Regions from separate parts of the Homo sapiens genome. Here region 1 is linked to region 2. The links are chromatin loops, found by intact Hi-C in ENCODE. Cell type or tissue: mammary epithelial cell. All regions are shown on one strand. Each heading gives the region's core, and the rest is flanking DNA. Links, peaks and the distances in the headings are about the cores only. Region 1 overlaps UBASH3B (ubiquitin associated and SH3 domain containing B). Region 2 overlaps UBASH3B (ubiquitin associated and SH3 domain containing B).

The links. Peaks named below come from ENCODE experiments on the same cell type or tissue, not always from the same donor. Only the 100,000 strongest peaks of a DNase experiment are listed, where the experiment ranks them.
Region 1: a loop joins it to region 2, with 5 times the contacts of the local background. A loop is called at or near these places in 5 of 110 quality-filtered maps.

What each region holds. Positions count from the first base shown.
Region 1 is chr11:122,709,604-122,713,992 of GRCh38, reverse strand. All of the region lies in intron 1 of UBASH3B (ubiquitin associated and SH3 domain containing B), which reads right to left. Among named protein-coding and RNA genes, the nearest start is that of UBASH3B, 56 kb to the right of the region's middle. In mammary epithelial cell, for the core only: no CTCF peak of the experiment used is centred there; a DNase peak (open chromatin) is centred at 2,062; H3K27ac peaks cover 189 bases.
Region 2 is chr11:122,779,735-122,784,123 of GRCh38, reverse strand. UBASH3B (ubiquitin associated and SH3 domain containing B) reads right to left here. Exons shown (of 14, transcript NM_032873.5): 5 at 902-1,071. Among named protein-coding and RNA genes, the nearest start is that of CRTAM, 57 kb to the left of the region's middle. In mammary epithelial cell, for the core only: a CTCF peak has its summit at 2,513 (motif pointing right); a DNase peak (open chromatin) is centred at 2,553; H3K27ac peaks cover 442 bases.

The DNA.
Region 1 (4,389 bases), core at 186-4,185, 70 kb after region 2:
ATTATCCATGCCCCTGATAGTTCTGTGAGCCACCTAAACTCGTTTCCTGCTTAAGTTATCCAGAGGTGGTTTCTAACCTGGATATAAACATCTGATGGAAGGCTGCACTGGATGAGGTCACAAAGCCAGCTGCATATCTGAGTTACTGGTGGAGTTCAGTAAAAATACAGATTCCCATGTTCCCCAAGACCTACTGGATCAGAATTTTCAGGAATAACCCTGAACATTCATTTTTTTTTTTTTTTTTGAGATGGAGTCTCGCTTTGTCGCCCAGGCTGGAGATGACTGACATGTGGCCAGATTTGGGAGTGGCTGAGATAAATAAACTTTAGGGCCCCCAAAATAAAATACTATGATTTTCAAAAAAACTCTTACCAAGAATTTGGCCATGGCTCTCAGAAAAATGCAACATGCCTATAGTTTCTTTATAATTGCTAACATAAAGCTTATCTTTTTGGACAAATCACACACACTCCTAAGAGGCTAAAGCTGTAATATATCTTCTATTTCCATAGGATATTCCTTCCAAGGCCTTTTGCATCTACAGATCTATTATCACAGTTGATGTAACTTCCCACCTTCCTCAGGTGGGTGAGATCCATGATTTCACATGCATTCGTCTGATGCCGCAGAGTCAGCTGACCACATGGCTTTTTACTTCCCAAACCAAAGCCTCTCTTCGTCGTGTGGCTATTCTTGGGATCTACAGTGCACCTCCTGTGTGCCCTAAAGAGAGCTTCATCCCATGTGAGCCTCAACTCCTCTGTGTGAAAATGAGGAACACTGGGCCGGGTGCAGTGGCTCACGCCTGTAATCCCAGTACTTTGGGAGGCCGAAGTGGGCGGATCACAAGGTCAGGAGATCAAGACCATCCTGGCTAACATGGTGAAACCCCGTCTCTACTAAAAATACAAAAAATTAGCTGGGCGTGGTGGCGGGTGCCTGTAGTCCCAGCTACTCGGGAGGCTGAGGCAGGAGAATGGCGTGAACCCAGGAGGCGGAGCTTGCAGTGAGCCGAGATCGCACCACTGCACTCCAGCCTGGGCGACAGAGCGAGATCCATCTCAAAAAAAAAAAAAAAAAAAAAAAAAAAAAACCACCCAGAGAAGAAAGATGAATGTCCAGTCAGCTTCCTGGGGCTCAGCTCAGAGATGTACATCCCTGTACCACTATTCCTCATTCATCCAGGAGCAAAATCCCCTCTTCTCCTGCAAATGTAACTGCTGTTAAGAAGCTGCACTTGGTAGTGGAGTTCTATATACTTCAGGGCGTTTGCTTTTGTTTGTGCAACACCACAGGTAGGAAGGTACCTGTGAAACCCATGGAGTTCTCCTCTTGCCTCCCAGCTAGTCAGGGCTGTTGGGTACTTTCTGGGGTAGAAATTCCCTAGCTTCCCTTGGTGACCCTCCTGGTGCTCAACAGGATGCAGAATGTGAGGGAAAAAGAGCGAGCACCAACAGGACCCTGGTTTATGCCTATTACTCAGGGCCAGGATGGAAGCAAGCATGAGAGCCCCTGGGTCCATTTGGGCTGCTGAGAAAGCCCCTCTCGTGTGACGTGCGTCCCCCACCAAGGAAGCATCCAAGTCCACCCTGGGTGTGTATCTACCCAAGCAGCTCCTTAGGAAAGTCAGCAGACCTCCCACCTCCTCATGCTGGAGCTTCATGTCAGCTACCGCCCTCCAGAGGACTTTGAGGACAATATGGCCATCTGGTTTCTGTACAATCTGCATCCGTATAGTGCTCATAAACTTATCTTCCAGCTCGTTCAAAATGTACACAGCTGAATTCTACTGCTGACTTTGGCACTTGCTCCTGGTATCTGAGAAGAACAGATTCAATTAAAAAGGAAATAACAGATGCTGCAAATCACTCCCTCATTTTCAGAGAAGTTTTTTCCCCCTAGTGCCCTGAATTACTTGATGATGAACAGCAATGCAGTAAAAAAAAAAAAAAAAATGCAGCTGGCATGACAACTTCCAACTTGGCTTCAAACCAAGGGGAAGCTGCGGGCTGTCCTTTCTAGATGGTCTTTATGCCCGGCACATTCCTTTCTTTGGTATGGGTATTATTGTGTAGAGAACTTGGCTGGAAGTAAAGGGATAGAAAAAAATGAACCCTGGGGTTCTTTTAGCCTTAAGATTCTTTGCTATTACTCACTCTTCCTCACAGTATCTTTGTGAGGGGTGTATGTAGTCAGTGGGACATTGAAGGCAGGATTAGTATTCCCATTTTAGAGATGGAAATGCAAAGGCCCAAGGACAGCAGGTTATTTGCAAACTCCAGTAAAGGAAATTGGTTCTATCAGAAAACCTTGATTCTTTTTCCACATGCACCTGTGCCCGTTACACAGCATGAGGTAGTAATGAGGCCAAGGCCAGGCTGAAGTGCCCGGGGGCATGCTCAGGAGACTTAGAGGCATACACGCACTCCCGGCACATGTCCTTGCAAGGCACTTAAAGGCTGCCAGTGCCCGGCCTTCCTCGGCTCCGTTCAGGCCTGCTTATCACATCCTGCCCTGTGCTCAGCTTCACTCTGCCTGAGTCTTGTGAGCCTCCCTTGGACTCAGGGGTGACCATCTTGTTATTGATGACTTGTGATGGGACCCACGTGGCTGGAGAGTGACGAAAGAAAAATGGAAGGAAAGAGATGCATTTGGAATAGGGTCTGATTACCTCTCCTCTCTTTCCCTAAGCACTAAAATGATTACGAATTCCAAGGTTTGGACAGGAGATGGGGGACCCCCAAAAATGTCTGCTACAGAGATTTTGGGAGCCTGGGACTGCAAGATTAGGAGCTCCCTTGCCAGAGTGTATAAAGAGGAAGGGTGGGGGCTCTCTTCTGGAGAATTAACTGAGGAGATTCTGCCTGGACACTGAAGCACAGAGTCAGGAGAGCCCAGGCTTCCTTCCATGAATCTCGTTTCCAACAGTCATCAGAGAACAGGGCTCCCACACTTCCTAACCCATTGACTTTGCTGGGACCTTATTTTCTGAAACAAGAGTCAAGACCAATGTTTCCTCTATGGCCTGTCAATGAAAAGGGATGATTTGAAAATTATGATTATCCCTGAAAATCCAGGGTATATGCCTTTATGTTCCCATGGCTGCTCTACCATCTCCACCCCCACCACCCTGCCCCCAGGACAAAGCCTACCCACCTGGGGTTCCTCTCCTTATGGAATGAGAGTCAAAAGCTCTAGGGAAGTGGTATGCGGCATGGGCTTTCTGTGTTCCCATTGCCTACCAATTCTACATGCCCCGTCCCCCTCCCCAATTCTCCCCAGCAGGCCCTTATGGGGCAGCTTCCACCCCCTATACCACTTCTACTTTGGTGCCTTTATTTGTCCATTTTTGGCTATATCGGCATTAGCTATGATTTAGCAAGATCACACGCTTCTGGAGGCAGAGATTGAGGATACCACGACCAGATGGATGGATGAACGTTTGACTTCTGGCTCTGCCACTTTTCAGGTGGGGGAGATCATGTCTGGTCCTTAATGTCCCTGAGCCTTCTTTTCAAGAAATGGGATGAGACTGGACCTGCCTTGCAGGGTGGTTGTGATGACACAGAGATAATGTGTGCAGAAGGCAGCACAATGCCTGGCTTGTAATAAGCGTGCACAACAATGGTGGCCCCACCATCTCTCCAACCACCAGCCCGCTCCGGGACTTGCTCTTTCGCCTCCTCCTAAATGCCTTTCCTAAACTGCATTTACCTCTGTCTTCTAACTGTTGGCCTTATCTTTCTTCTGCTCTGAGAACCTAGAAGCTAGACCATGTTGTTTATTATGATTATCTTAAATCCATGATTCAGAATGCTTTTTTTTTTTTTTTTTTTGAGACAGTCTCACTCTGTCGCCCAGGCTGGAGTGCAGTGGTATGACCTCGGCTCACTGCAGCCTCTGCCTCCTGGGTTCAAGCAATTCTCCTGCCTCAGCCTCCCAAGTAGCTAGGATTATAGGTGCCCGCCACCATGCCTGGCTAATTTTTGTAATTTTAGTGGAGACGGGCTTTCACCATGTTGGCCAGGCGGTCTCGAACTCCTGGCCTCAAGTGATCTGCCTGCCTCAGCCTCCCAAAGTGCTGGGATTACAGGCGCGACCCACAGCCCCTGGCCTCGAGAATGCTCTTTTGATCTAGGCAAATGAATGAACTAACAAATGAACAAACACATAAACCAAAAACAGGTTAGAGCTCTAGTTTTTGAGACCGTGTGATAATCTCTTCCAGAACTCTAGGAGAAAAGGCTAGGTGGGGACTCAAATTCCTCCCTTGCAAAAGCCTTAGATTAGATAATTCCACCCAGGATGTCAGGAATGCTTGATGACTTGGAGCATTTCTGCTGATTGTAGGCCTATACCCAGAAAGAGTTAACCAGCAGCTGCTGG
Region 2 (4,389 bases), core at 281-4,280:
CTAAAAATACAAAAAATTAGCCCAGTGTGGTGGCGGGTGCCTGTAATCCCAGCTACTAGGGAGGCTGAGGCAGGAGAATCGCTTGAACCCCAGGGGCAGGGGTTGCAGTGAGCCAAGATCGTGCCATTGCACTCCAGCCTGGGCAACAAGGAATGAAACTCCATTTAAAAAAAAAAAAAAAAGGCAATATTATGCTTCCAAGATGTCACATACTTGTCTAGAAGGCAATGTTGATTCCCTCAAAGGAAGGGTGCTAGGGGTGTACCAATCTTTCTTCTTGTGATGGAATTCAGTTTTCTCACTCAGGCCTCCCACTGGGATGTGCAGAAACTCTCACAAGAGGTGACTTGAGTTTTCTTTTCATGTGTGTCTGTTCTCAAAGCTCCTTGAGGACAGGACAACATTTAAAAATTCCAGTATGCTCCATGGTACTTTGCATGATACAGATACACAGCAAATATCTGTTGATTATGTCTTTGCAAGTGTTTTTGTTTTTTGTTTTGTTTTCTTTGGTATTTATATGTTCTTCAACTCACCTAAGGTCAAAATGATGTCTTCCATTAACACCATAAATTTATATAATATTAAAAATTTTCCAATATATTTTTTATTTATTCTCTCCCATTTCATTTCTTTTTTGCTGGAGTTGGATTGGCAGGGGAGACAGAACTAGGGGGATGTTACCCAGATGAACCACTTGTGACCCAGAGAGGAGGGAGGCAAGCTGGAAGCCTCCCAGTGAGGCAAGCAGAGGCTGGACACAATCCTGAGCCAACGGACTCTCTGTTAGGTGCTTGCTCCATTTTTCCCCTGTAGGTACCCATCTCCCTGCAGCAGCGAGCTGCTGATTCTGATTGCATCCCTGCACCTGGTAGCTTCTGGAACCACAGTGAGACATTACCTCATGGTTAGCAAATCGGATATCCCGAGAAAATATGGTAGCCACCCAGTCACACCCTAGCTTGACGTCAATGTTCTGGGCCAGTTTCTCTAGGGTGGGTAGGTGGCTGGCTTGGAAGTGGTAAGCCAGGGTCACATGTAGCTGCTTCTTATGAGGTTCCACATGCACTTCTGGAAAAAGGAAGAAAAAGGTCAGTAATTAAAAGGTGGTGATGATAGCAATGGTGAAGACTTAAGGAAAGGCATAGAAAGGTACCCTGAGAAATTCTGCTTCCCACATAACAAAGAAGACAAAAGACGTTTCTCTCCTTCACAGCAGTAGAATAAGGGGGTAAGGGGATGGCAAGAGATTCCGAATCAAGCCACTGTTCAAGAGATAGCCACCATACGGCTTTCCTCTAGGAGCTGCGGGTCAGCTGAGGGCAGTCCTTTTAGTTAAGTCCTTCTCACAACATTCCAGTTGGTGGTCACCAGCCCCACCTTTCAGAAGAGGGCACTATGACCTACAGTGATGAAATAATTTGTGTAGAAATACAAAGCATGTTTTATAGCTGCGTGACTCCCAAAGCTCTATTCCCTTCATTTTGGAATCACGTGTCTTAGCTTCTGGGTGAGATTGATGGAGAAATGAGGGGAAAAGATGGATATTTTCAAAGTTTAATGCAGGGTTTCTCTCAACAGCATTTTGGGTTGAATAATTATTTTTTGGGGGGGGTGGCTGTCCTGTGCATGATGGGGTGTTTCGCAGCATCCCTGGCCTCTACCCACAAGACGTCAGCAGCACTCTCCAAGCTGTAACAATTGAAAATGACCTCAGACATTGCCAAATGTACCCTGGGAGACAAAATCACCCTTAGTTGAGACATACTGGTTTAAAGTATACAGACTGTTATTCTAAGATATCCCAAGAGACAAAACAAAACAACCCTACCTATAGGAGGGAATGGCTTTTTTTTCTCTCTCTGGTACTTTTTTTTTTTTTTGAGACAGGGTCTTTCTCTGTTGCCCAGGCTAGAGTTAAGTGGCATGATCATAGCTCACCACAGCCTCCACCTCCTGGGCTCAAGTGATGCTCCCACCTCAGCTTCCTGAGTAGCTGGGACTACAGGTGTGAACCACCATGCCTGGCCTCTTTTGTATTTACAATGAGGGAGAATCATCTACTGTACAAACTAGAATAATGAAGAAGTTGCAACTAGAAGAAATTAGGGAATTTGAGAATTTAAGGAACTTGGTCAAGTCACACAGAGAATTAGTGGCCCAAGATAGAACTAGAAATTGAGCATTTCGGTTTTAAGTACTTTTTCTTTTATACTGCATTGCCTTTCTTTGGTGTAAGCCCCATGAAACAAGGTTTTTGTCTCTCGCTTACACTGTATCCTTACTCAGCATATCATGCAGGTTTTCAGTACTTGTTAAATGAATAAATGCACATGAATGAATCTCCCTTGACCACTTCAAATGGAGGAAGACACTAAATCTACTTGATGATATCTGGTCCTGCCAACAACTGGAGAATACCAAGTTCCAGGGCAAAGACATGGTGGCCGGCTTCCCATGCTGGGTAATAAGGAGCGGGACCAGCTAAGCTGCGCAGGGTCATCCAGTTCTCCACATCCCCACCAGGGGGCCACACAACAGCAGAGAAACGAAGCCGGCCAAGTTCTTCATGACAGCAGGATCTTGGAGAGGAATTGGCTCCACCCGCGTCCCACAGGGAAAGCTGGGGCTTCGACTGCTGCTCACTCAGTATGCACTCCAAGAATCTGTGCGGCCCTGGCTGAGGCTTGCTTTTCTCATTTGTGAAGGATTTGGGTTTTGCGGCTTTGACATTAGTTTTGGTCCTTGTGGGGATTTAGTGGTTCTGACAATAACTACTGTGGGATGAGAGAAAGCCATTTCCTTGAGATTGAGGGATAAGAGCAGGAAATAATTTGCCTCTCAGTTATGCTCTTTCTCTGAAATATTAAGCTCCTATGAAATGTCAGGCTTCACTGAAGTCAGGACCCGGAGACTAGTCCCGTCGCTGAGGGAGAGGAAGAGGTGGGGGTGGGGGTTGCAAAGTCTAAAGAGGACCCCTCCCCAGGTACAGAGGGGTCTTAAGGTCCTTGTGTTCCTTCCGAGAGCACTGTGATCCTGCAGTGATACTGAGCCCCGATCCCACTCATAGGTCCCAAGTCCTGTGTGGTGCTTTTCTGGTAAAGAGGAATATGGAACAAAGGGCCTGAGATGGTGATGAAAATAGCAGCAGGGAACAATGGCAGGTGAGGGATAGGCCAAAGGCCAAAAGGCTAAGGAGCAAACTGCGGCCTTGCTCAGGTCTTCCCCCTCTCTGGCACTCCCTAAAATTAGGGGTAGGGGAATTGTACGTCTCCTCCAGCTTTGCACTCAGCACTCGGCTTCCACTGTGCATCCTGCACCATCCACTCTGGTCAGGGCAGCCTCCCCACTGTCCTCTGCTCACACCATCTCATGCCTGCCTGCCTGTGCTCCTGCCACCCGCCCGCCTGCAGGCCTTTCCTCCATTGTCCTGATCAACATCGTCCCAGGGCAAGTTTCCTTCCTTCCGTGAAGGTAGAACCACCCCTTTCTCTTTTCAGAGCTGATGTTACACAGGGCCTGGCCGGGAGAAACCACTTCTTGTTCTCTTCCCTGTAGCACTCCTCATGTAGGAGAAATCCTCATAGTAGGTGACCAGTAAGTACCTGCCAATTGTGATTTCATGCTGGAGCGAGCCAAGAGGCTCTCCCCCCACCAGATTGTCTGTCTGTTTCCCTGCTGTCATTGAGCTAAGTGAGCTTGTCCACACCTGTAGTCAGACAGGAGAGCTTTGCAAACTTCTCCCTCTTTTCACCTCCATCGTGTCTCCTGCCTTGAGCACCCCCTTAAGCTAATTCCTTTGACAGGAAATCTCAGGTGTCCTGAACTAAGAGCTCCCATGAGAAGAGCAGGAGACATTTGGAAGGGGTTACATTTTTAGACAGACTCTTGGGGCTTGGGGTCCTGTCTAATGGTTTTCAGCAAGTTGAAGGGTATTGGTTCAGTGGATTTTATTGTGATATAATACGAAGTGCTTCCACTCTTCTCTCTATCCTCTGCTACCCACTGAGAAAAGATCTGGATTGTCATGGAGTGAACAATGAGACCCAGATAAACACCTACATGGGCGGGAGCTTGGGAGGGAGAAAGGATGTTTCTTTAATTCTGAATTAGGAGGAGATGGTGGTGCTACAAAGAAATACATTTCTAGTTCAGTATGGAAGTCATTTGTGAAACTTCAACTTGGGTGTTAGGGAATAAGCCTTAGACGGTCTCTCCAGGTCAGCAGAAGAGGGGTTGAACGTTTTTACAAGGGAGCAAGACGTGGGGTGCTGCAGGAAAAGGCTGTTTTTTTGTCACACGTCCATTCCTGCAGGGTCCTCCACCTCCTGACCCCATCCTGCTCCTCTACCACTATTTCCTATCCTTTTTCCTTTCCAACTCTTTGAT